2 separate regions of the Homo sapiens genome follow, and region 2 is linked to region 1. Evidence: read pairs that join two places in POLR2A ChIA-PET (ENCODE). Cell type or tissue: A673. All regions are shown on one strand. Each heading gives the region's core, and the rest is flanking DNA. Links, peaks and the distances in the headings are about the cores only. Region 1 overlaps PIK3C2B (phosphatidylinositol-4-phosphate 3-kinase catalytic subunit type 2 beta). Region 2 overlaps PIK3C2B (phosphatidylinositol-4-phosphate 3-kinase catalytic subunit type 2 beta).

Evidence for each region. Peaks named below come from ENCODE experiments on the same cell type or tissue, not always from the same donor. Only the 100,000 strongest peaks of a DNase experiment are listed, where the experiment ranks them.
Region 2: POLR2A ChIA-PET joins it to region 1 with 5 read pairs; 20 of 35 experiments call an interaction of 5 or more read pairs at or near these places.

What each region holds. Positions count from the first base shown.
Region 1 is chr1:204,481,941-204,487,312 of GRCh38, forward strand. The region is part of intron 1 of PIK3C2B (phosphatidylinositol-4-phosphate 3-kinase catalytic subunit type 2 beta); the gene reads right to left. Among named protein-coding and RNA genes, the nearest start is that of PIK3C2B, 10 kb to the right of the region's middle. RefSeq lists an enhancer at 1-548. In A673, for the core only: no CTCF peak of the experiment used is centred there; no DNase peak of the experiment used is centred there.
Region 2 is chr1:204,419,770-204,425,141 of GRCh38, forward strand. It overlaps PIK3C2B (phosphatidylinositol-4-phosphate 3-kinase catalytic subunit type 2 beta), which reads right to left. Exons shown (of 33, transcript NM_001377334.1): 33 at 2,864-5,271. The coding sequence ends at 5,083. Among named protein-coding and RNA genes, the nearest start is that of PPP1R15B, 11 kb to the left of the region's middle. In A673, for the core only: no CTCF peak of the experiment used is centred there; no DNase peak of the experiment used is centred there; H3K27ac peaks cover 1,293 bases.

The sequences.
Region 1 (5,372 bases), core at 168-5,167:
TAAACATCTGATACTCACTTACACAGGGGTGTGAGAGGTCAAGGTGTTAGTCCCTCCCAGGGCCATTTGCATTAAAAAGCAGAATCTAAGGAGGGGAGCACCCAACCCAACAGGCCCTGGAAATGGTAAGACTTCTATTTTCCCAGGGAGGAATGAGCCATGAAAAGACGGGGGGGGGGGGGGGGGTGCTCTCTAATGTTAGGCCCCATAGCTCCATGGCCTCCCCCTGGTCTCTGCTCCTGAGTGTAGGAACCTCTTGCCCCTCTAGAGTACAGTCCCCACAATGCTGCCCACTGGGCAGCCTGCCCCTTTAAGGCACTGACCCCTCCAAACCCTGGCCTTGGCTATTCTTAGCCCAGGTTGATCCAGGTGGCCACGGTCCTCTGCCTACAGCCATGCAGTTCCCAAGCTGGGAGCCTCCATTCTTCCTGGTAGCAGGCCAGAAGGATATCCTGCTCCAGGGTCAGTCAAGGACACTGAACCCAGCCGGAAGACCAAGGATTCTACTTTAGCCAGGTCAAAGGAGAAACCCTACTCAGGATGCAACGCCTTAAGAGAGAACTGAAGGCTGGGTGCAGTGGCTCATGCCTGTAATCCCAGCACTTTGGGAGGCCGAGGTGGGCAGACTGAGGTCAGGAGTTCGAGACCAGCCTGGGCAACATGGTGAAACCCCGTCTCCACCAAAAATACAAAAATTAGCTGGTGTGGTGGTGGGTGCCTGTAACACCAGCTACTTGGGAGGCTGAGGCAGAAGAATCTCTTGAACCCAGGAAGCAGAGGCTGCAGTGAGCCGAGATCGCGCCACTGCACTGCACTCTGTCTCAAAAAAAAAAAAGAACTGAGAAACAAGATATTCTCCAAGATGCCTGTGGTGTCCCAGAATCCTCAAACCACAGGAAGAATATCTCGATGGGGGGAATGGGAAGAAGGCAGTGGTCCTGATGGTGCCAGACCACAGGGGATCCCAGAAGGACTGCCCATGTCAGCCTGGTCACCCCTAGACATGTTGCAGCCGTAGGTTTCAGTTTCCCCTTAGCCCTGCTCACCTGCACGTACAGCGTGGTATGGACTCCCCATCCCTATTTCCATTTGCACCTGACTCTTAGGGCCCCAAAGCCATGGCTACCACTGGGGGTGCCTTTCTCTTCCTCCTGCTTTCTCTCTCTCCTGCTTCCATCCGAATTCAAGATCCTCAGAAAGGCCAGGCACAGTGGCTCACAACTGCAATCCCAGCATTTTGGGAGGCCAAAGCAGGACGATCGCTTGAGCCCAGAAGTTTGAGGCCAGCCTGGGAAACATAGACTCCATCTTTACAAAAAACACAAAAATTAGCTGGGTGTGGTGGCATGTACCTGTAGTCCCAGCTACTTGGGAGGCTGAAATAGGAGGCTCAACTGAGCCATGATTGAGACACTGCACTCCAGCCTGGGTGACAGAGAACCCTGACTCAAAAAAAAAAAAAAACGATCTTCAGAAGCCTTCCCTGGTTAAGCCTTCCAATATCTCCTCACTTTTATTCTCAGTGTCTCCTTAATACCCTGATACTCTGTTTCACACTGATAAAAATGGTGGCCCTGTCGCCTGGGGAACAAGAGCAACGCTTTTGCTTTGGATATTAACTGACCATTTTTGCATCTCTGTGCATGGAATGGTTATGGGTCATGAAGATTTTGAAAAAAGAAAGTGACTTTAGCGAGGGGGAGGGGTATAGAGCAAAGAATCATGTCAATTAGTTTTGATGTTGCTTTGTACATGCCCTGATGCCTTTCTCCGATCTCTTATCCCCCCAGTTTGCACAGGAAGGTCCCAAGAGAGACAGATGTCCTTAAGACAGAACCTAAGTCTACACTAAGCAAAGGGTGAACCACTGGCACAGTATAGCATGCTCACATTCCACCAGCCCCTTGCCCATGTGACCCTCGCCCAGTGTCTCCCAGGGTAGCAACAGTCAGAGGTCATTCTCAGCAGGGATTCACTGACTGCTTAAGCTGGATGAGCGACCAGGGTGTGACCGTGTAAGCATCCGGCACCAACAGTCCATAGGAACTGTGTCGAAACACCTTTCCCGTGTATGTGCCATTTCAAGGTCTGTGAAACTAGTACAGCCCACTGTAGCAACGGGAGTGAGGGTGTTACACTTTGTGCTGGTGAAAGGGAAAGAGAAGGAAGGCAGAGAAGTGGGGAGACAGGAGGGAAGACTACATGCATATGAGCATCACAGAAATAGAAGGAAGGAAATATACCTTTTTTTCCCCCCTCTGGTATTTTGTGCCAGGTATTGTCTTATTTAGTCCTCACAACAATCCTTAAATGTGGATGTTATCATCCTTCTTTTATGGAAGAGGAAAGTAGAAAACAGGAAAGGGATGCAATAATTGGCCCAAAGGTCACACAACTTGTAAATGATAAAATCAAGAGTTAAACTGAAATGTGTGTGAGCCCAAACTTCATGGTCTTTTTCCCATCCTGTTGTGGAAACCCAGGCACATCACATTTGATTAAGTGTTTAAGCTGATGGCCGGGCGCGGTGGCTCACTCAATTCCAGCACTTTGGGAGGCCAAGGTGGGCGGATCACGAGGTCATGAGATCGAGACCATCCTGGCCAACATAGTGAAAGCCCGTCCCTACTAAAAATACTAAAAATTAGCTGGGCATGGTGGCGCATGTCTGTGGTCCCAGCTATTTGGGAGGCTGAGGCAGGAGAATCGCTTGAAACTGGGAGGTGGAAGTTGCAGTAAGCCAAGATCGTGCCACTGCACTCCAGCCTGGGCGACAAAGCGAGACTCCGTCTCAAAAAAAAAAAAGTGTTTAAGCTGATGTTGGTGATTATTCTAGAACACCTCCATGCTCTCCACACCCCCATCCCAGAACATTTCACTCTCCCAGGCCACTCAAAAAAATAAACATAAAAATAAACAAACAAGCAAAGCAAACAAACACACCCCACAGTTTGGTAGACAAGAGAACCAATGAGCAAGGGGCACTGTGTGAAGTCATATAGCTGGTCAGTGATAGAGGTGAGACCAGAAGTGGGAGTCCAGGTCCTTAGACTCCCTCTCCAGTGCTCTTCCCAGGCTGAGCTATAACCAGTCTTCCAGTCTTTTTTTTTTTTTTTTTAATTTTAAGAGACAAGGTCTCACTCTGCCATCCAGGTTGGAGTGAAGTGGTGTGATCACGGATCACTGCAGCCTTGACCTCCCAGTCTCAAGCAATCCTCCCACCCCGGTTTCACAAGTGGCTGGAATTACAGGGGTAAGCCACTGCACCCAGCTATCTCTCCCGTTCTTAGAATCCTTCAGGAAAGGAAATCCCCCAGCCTTCCTGTTCTAATCTCTCTTAAATTGGTCCATTCCTTTCCAAACCTCTGATGACTTTAAGTGAAATAACCTATATAAAGCATATATTGGGCACCAAAAAATTTGTTATTCCTTTCTTCTACCTGAATGATTATTCTTTTACCTGAAAAATTATTTTATTAGGCACCAAAAAAATTATTATTCCTTTTTCTCACCTGAATGATGAATGATTGAAACAGACCACTAACTAGTCTGTCTCCTTGCTGACCCCCTAAAGTATCTGCTCTCCACTGCCAGGATAATCTTCCTACAGGGCAGCTCTGATCATGTCATTCTTCCTTTTTTTTTTTTTTTGAGACAGGGTCTTGCTCTGTCGCCCAGACTGCAGTGCAGTGGCAGGATCTTGGCTCACTGCAACTTCCACCTCCCAGGCCCAAGCGATCTTCTCCCATCCTAGCCTCCTGAGAAGCTGGGACTACAGACGTGGTCGCCACCACAACTGGCTAATTTTTTGTCTTTTTGGTAGAGATGGGGTTTCACCACGTTGCCTAGGCTGATTGCAAACTCAAGCGATCTGCCTGCCCCGGCCTCCCAAAGTGCTAGGATTACAGCCGTGAGCCACTGCACCCTTTTATTCATGGGGGATGTGCGATGGCTGTAATATAAGAGCAGTGCCTGCACATCCCCCATGAATAAAAGTGACTTTGCTCTTTTGAATATTTTTATAATTTGTAATGTGCTCTACTGCATTTATGTGCATTCTGCTTTGGATTATCCCTACTAGTGACTAGAATAAAAATAATAGCTTTTATTTGTATAGGTATTTATAGCTACAAAGCACTTTTATAGACATTAGCCCACTAATCTTAAGAATAATGCTGGCCATGGTGGCTCACGCCTGTAATCCCAGCACTTTGGGAGGTCGAGGCGGGCGGATCACCAGAGGTCGGGAATTCCAGATCAGCCTGGCTAACATGGTGAAACCCTGTCTCTACTAAATATATAAAGTTAGCTGGGCATGGTGATGCGCGCCAGTAATCCCAGCTACTCAGGAGGCTGAGGCAGGAGAATCACTTGAACCCGGGAGGTGGAGGTTGCAGTGAGCTGGGATAGTGCCACTGCACTCCAGCCTGGGTGACAGAGTGAGACTCAGTCTCAAAAAAAAAAAAAAAAAGAAAACAAAACACAACAAAAAAAAAACGAATAAAGATGGCTGGGCACGGTGGCTCATGCCTGTAATTCCAGCATTTTGGGAGGCTGAGGCAGATGGATCACCTGAGGTAGGGAGTTCAAGACTGGCCTGGCCAACATGGTGAAACCTCATCTCTACAAAAATACAAAAAGTAGCCGGGCATGAAGGCAGGTGCCTGTAATCCCAGCTACTTGGGAGGCAGAGGTGGGAGAATCGCCTGATCCTGGAGGACAGAGGTTGCAATGACCCGAGATTGCGCCATTGCACTCCAGCCTGGACGACTGAGGGAGATTCCATCTCAAAAAAAGATTACCTCTTATTTATTTATTAACACAGTTACCAACACAACTTTTAAGTAACATCCTTCATTTTTTGTTTGGTTTTTTGTTTGTTTTTGAGATGGAGTCTCGCTCTGCTGCCCAGGCTGGAGTTCAGTGGCACAATCTCCGCTCACTGCAATCTCCACCTCCTGGATTCAAGCAATTATCCTGCCTCAGCCTCCAGAGTAGCTGGGATTACAGGCACATGCCACCAGGCCCAGTTAATCTTTGTATTTTCAGTAGAGACAGGGTTTCATTATGTTAGCCAGGCTGGTCTTGAACTCCTGACCTCAGGTGATTCACCCTTCTCAGCCTCCCAAAGTGCTGGTACAGGCGTGAGCCACTGCGCCCAGCCTCTATGTTTGTTTTTTAAAGAGACAGGGTTTCACTCTGTTGCCCAGGCTGGAGTGCAGTGGTGCAATCATAGCTTACTGTAACCTCAAACTCCCCAGGTCAAGTGATCCTCCCACCTCAGCCTCTCAAGTAGCTAGGACTACAGGTGCACACCACCATGTCTGGCTAATTTTTAAATTTTTGTATAGATAAATCTCGTTCCATTGCTC
Region 2 (5,372 bases), core at 272-5,271, 62 kb before region 1:
AGATAAGAGTCTCTCTCTGTTGCCCAGGCTAGAGTGCAGTGGTGCCGTCTTAACTTACTGCAACCTCCACTTCCTGGGTTCAAGTGATCCTCCTGCCTGAGCTTCCTGAGTAGCTGGGATTACAGGCGTTCACCACCACACCTGGCTAATTTTTGTATTTTTAGTAGAGTTGGGGTTTCACTATGTTGGCCAGGCTGGTCTCGAACTCCTGACCTCAGATGATCCACCCGCCTTGGCCTCCCAAAGTGCTGAGATTAGAGCCATGGGCCACCGTGCCCGGCCCCTGCAGTTCCCTTTCTGAAAACCCCATCACCCTAAGAATAAAGCCTGAAGCTCTGATTGATTTTAACACTCAGATCAGATATCCTCTCTGAAGCCCACTCTGCCTGCCCCACCCCTTCTTATGCCACCTTGTCCGTATCACACTGCACTGTATTTATTTCCATGCCTGCCTCCCTTGAAAGACTGAGTTCCTTGAAGACAGGATCCACACCTTTGTTATCTGAGTAGCCACAGTACCGGACACCTCGCCTCACCCAGAGTAAGCCATTAGTGTTGTTTGTTGACACTTTAGACAAGTCCCAGCCACCAGAAAATTCTCTCCCAATTTAAAATGCTGCCTCATTTTTTCACCTTTCAAATCCAGTCTAATCTTTGCTCCCCAAATCTCGGCAAGCTGGGCTGCTTCATTTTTGTCACCTCTCTTTGAACTCAGAAATCTGGGCCCCCTGGGCTGCCTTTGTTTCTTTTCTCCTTGGGCAACCTCTCTCTCTCATTCCCCACCTCTCTCATTCCCATTCCCTCAGGAGGGTTCAGATTTCTACCTCATTTGGCCACGAAATTTCCTTCACTAAGACTCTTGGCAGATTCAAGTACTAACCTTTAAAAAGTCCATAGGGACTTGCCCAGAACTGCAGTGACACCTCAAGACCACTTAGAAATAAAGCAGTAACACTTCCTACTGTTTACTACTGAAAAATCCCTGGAAGCCCCCACAGAATTCCCCAGTATGAAACATGACTCCCCACTGGAGAGTTCTGAAGACTTCTGGGTACAATGCTTGAACAAGGGTCACTTCACTTCCATCCTGCACTTGGGGGATTCCCTTCTGGGCTATGGTTATGCTGTAGTGGCTTGATAGTTTTGAGGCATCTCAAGTTTCAGTTTTTTCTCCTATAAAATGGAGTTGGTCAAATATTTCTAGGTAGTAAACTTCTTTTTTTTTTTTTTTTAAGACAGTTTCGCTCTTTTTGCCCAGGATGGAGTGCAATGGCGCAATCTCAGCTCACTGCAACCTCCGCCTCCCGGGTTCAAGCGATTCTCCTGCCTCAGCCTCCCAAGTAGGTGGGATTACAGGTGCCCGCCACCACACCCAGCTAATTTTTTGTATTTTTAGTAGAGATGGGGTTTCACTGTGTTAGCCAGGATGGTCTCGATCTCCTGACTTCGTGATCTGCCTGCCTCGGCCTCCCAAAGTGCTGGGATTACAGGCGTGAGCCACCGTGCCTGGCCCTGGTAGTGAACTTCTTAAATGCAGAGAACTGTCTTAATTTACCTTGGTAAGCCCCAATCCAGTACCTAGAGTACAGGGCCCAGGATGCATTCAATACAATGTATTTTTTTATGAATGGAGGCATGCCACTAGGTAGCACTGGTAAGAACTGTAAATGTTTGTTGCAGAATTCATGAATGAGCCATACTTACTGTCCAGGGCAGTGGTAATGGAAGATGATATATATCATGTATAAAAAGCACCCGAAATACCAATTAGACCAACTTAAGGGATTGTATTAAACATTGCCTAGGAGGGGTTGCACAAGGTTTGGAGTGCAACAAACCTGGGTTCAAACTCCAAGACTTATTGGCTGTGTGCCCTTAGGCAAGTTACTTCATCCCTCTGAGCTTCAGTTTCTTCATCTGTAAAATGGGTAATGGTACACACCTGATCAAGTTGTTGTGAGGATAGATTTAGCTGACAAATGTAAAAATGGTCAGTGCAGTGCACTAGTGCATATAAAAGTTACCATGTGGTGGTATAAAAAACCACTATTATTATTTTCATCTCATACATCAGATGTTTCAATGTAAACATGTGAACATCAACCAATTTTTTTTTTTTTTTTTTTTTTTTTTTGAGACGGAGTTTCACTCTTGTTGCCCAGGTTGGAGTGCAATGGCACGATCTCGACTCACTGCAACCTCCACCTCCCTGGTTCAAGTGATTCTCCTGCCTCAGCCTCCTGAGTAGCTGAGGTTACAGGCGCATGCCACCATGCCTGGCTAATTTTTGTATTTTTAGTAGAGACGGGGTTTCACTATGTTGGTCAGGTTAGTCTCGAACTCCTGACCTCGGGTGATTCACCCACCTTGGCCTCCCAAAGTGCTGAGATTACAGGGATGAGCCACTCTGCCCAGCCAAACATCAACCAATCTTTAAAATGATAGTTTCAGCTGGGTGCAGTGGCTCACACCTGTAATCCCAACACTTTGGGAGGACAAGGTGAGAGGGTTGCTTGGACTCAGGAATTCAAGACCAGCCTGCGCAATGTAGCAAGACCTTGGCTCTACTAAAAATTACTTTTAAAAATTATGGGAGGCTGAGGCGGGTAGATCACTTGAGCCCAGGAGTTCAAGACCAGCCTGGGAAACATAGCAAAACCCTGTCTCTACAAAGAATAAAAAAAAATTAGCCAGACATGGTGGTGTGCACCTGTGGTCCCAGCTACTGGGAAGGCTGAGGTGGGAGGATGGATGGAGTCCGGGAGGTGGAGGTTGCAGTGAGCCTAGATCTCACCACTGCACTCCAAGCCTGGGCGACTGAGAGAGACCCTGTGTCAAAAAAATAAATAAAATTATAGTTTCATTTTTTTCTCAAATGTCATTTATTAGAAAATACAATTCCCGAGAAAGGAGATACAAGGGATTCTGGGAAGTGGGAAGTAAACAGTACACAGATCTCTTTAAATCAGGAGCATATAGGTCATAATAAAATGAGCTACAGGCACAAAGCCAGTAACACATTTATGGTCCGTTCATCTGGAAAAGTTTCACCGCCCACTCCCCACTCCTCTTCCCCCTCCTGGAAGCAGCCAGCTTTATCCTTGGCATTTTAATTTTAGAGAAAATTTAAACTTCCATGCTGCCCTGTGGCTTCGGTCAATGGAGCTTCTTTCTCCAGTTATGGAATGAGTCAGCAAAACGGGGAGTTTCTGATCCTTGGAATTAGGGAGGGACAGTTTACAGAATGTCCTCATTTCACTCTTTTCCCAATCATGGGAAATATCCAGCCAATTCTGGTTTTAAAGATTCATATCAAATTCAAAGTCCCTCCCTCCTTTTGGCGAGGAAGACAACCCTTTGGAGCGAAACACAAAAGAGCAAATGTAAAATCCATCTGGGGCGGGGCATGGTGGCTCACGCCTGTAATCCCAGCACTTTGGGAGGCCAAGGCAGGCAGATCACGAGGTCAAGAGATCGAGACCATCCTGGCCAACATGGTGAAACCCCGTCTCTACTAAAAATACAAAAATTAGCTTGGCGTGGTGGCACATGCCTGTAATCCCAGCTACTCGGGAGGCTGAGGTAGGAGAATCGCTTGAACCCGGGAGGCAGATTTTGCAGTGAGTCGAGATCATGCCACTACACTCCAGCCTGGCGACAGGGCGAGACTCCGTCTCCAAAAAAAAAAAAAAAAATCCATCTGGTAGGGAATAAAGAATATGAAGAGATAAGGGAGTCAGTCTCAGTCTCTCCCTTCGGGCTCCTGAGCTTAGCTCCAGGGGAATAATCACCACTCCAATCCAGCCTCCTACTGACCAAAGAAAAATCATGGGGCAAAAAACAACAGTTTTGATGGAATCCCCCACCCCATGCCCCTTTCCTTCAGATAGGGCATCCCTTTGGCTCCAGACTAAATAGGTTTATGGCCCCACAGAATGAGGAAAAGTCTTATAAAAAGGGTGACAGAAATGGAGTTTGGGAGGGAAGCAGCACAGCAGAAAGAAGTGGGGAGTGATGGATGGGGAATGCTTTCCAGAGGCTACCTAGCAAGCAGTCAGTAGCATCTGCAGCCTAGGGACCTCTTCCCAGGGCCAAGATGCTCTTGGGTGAAACTACATCTAAGGACTGAGTCAGTATTTTGTCCCACCAGAGACAAATGAAGGGAGAGACCTATGGGGAAGCACCCCCAGCATATTCATAGAGACCAGCTGACCCCCAGAAGGGCCAGGAGAATGGAGGGGCAAGGGGTAGAAAATGGTATTCAGGGCAAGTCCTAATAAAGTAGGGAAGACAAGAGGAAAAGTCCCCCCAAAAGAGCATGGGTCCCTGAATACGGGTCCTTGGCAGAACCCCAATACGGAAGGCCCTTCCTTACACATGTAGGTATCACAGCGCTCTCCTTTGGAGGCAAAATCAGAAAGGCCCAGTGGCACAAGCCTCAGTCCAGCACAGGCAGCCCTCCCCAACCCTCCCCAACCTGTCCTTAGAGAGGGCTCTGGCCGAGGACCCACTGGGCCCCTCCCCAGATAGTTCCTATAGCTAGAAAACGAAACAACAACAACAATAACAAAAAAAAAAAACCTAGGGAAAAGTCCAATAAGAACCTTAATCATACAAAAAGTCCAAATAGTCTTCCTCTCTTGCCTTCTGGGGCATAGGTACGTCCCTTCTCGCAAGGCTTCCTGTCCCAGTTAGGACAACATCACTATTTCATTTTTTAAAAATAAAAATTAAGATATCCACCCACCCACCCCCAAAATGCTACTTCATACAGCCCACCCCACACACTCCCCAAACCAAGCATTGCTCCCTTGACACAAGGTAAACTTAAAACTTTGCTGCAACCTCACAGCCTCCAAGGGGCTGCTCATCACAACCAACCCAAGTTCAGTCTCCAGAGGAAGAGACAGCAGAGCATGTCTTACTCTCCCTGCCTCCTACCACAGAGGCCAGAATCACCTGGACCGAGCTGGAGGCCTGCCCAGGGCCCTGGCCCTTCACAAGGAGGAGTCTCACAGGGGAGAGTCCTCTCCCCCAGCTCCTGCCACCAGCCTGGGATGCTGGGTGGTGGCTCTGCTGGGCTCACAAGGTGCCATGACTTCGAGATCCCAGGGCGAACCAGCCGGTCTTCTCCTGAGCCAGGTCCAGCTCTCGCAGGCGGATGTTCACCTCACCGAGGAGGACGTTCTCCCAGAATCCCTGCTCACTCAGCACGCTCAGCTGGAGCTCCCGCTGCTGCAGGTCACCCTTGGGGATCCCATCATATACCAACTGCAAACATAGAGATGGGTGAGGGAAGTGGTGAGAGAAGGAACAAGAAGAATCCAGAGGGAACCCGAGAGGGAGATGGTAAAGTCTGTTGGGGGCTGATC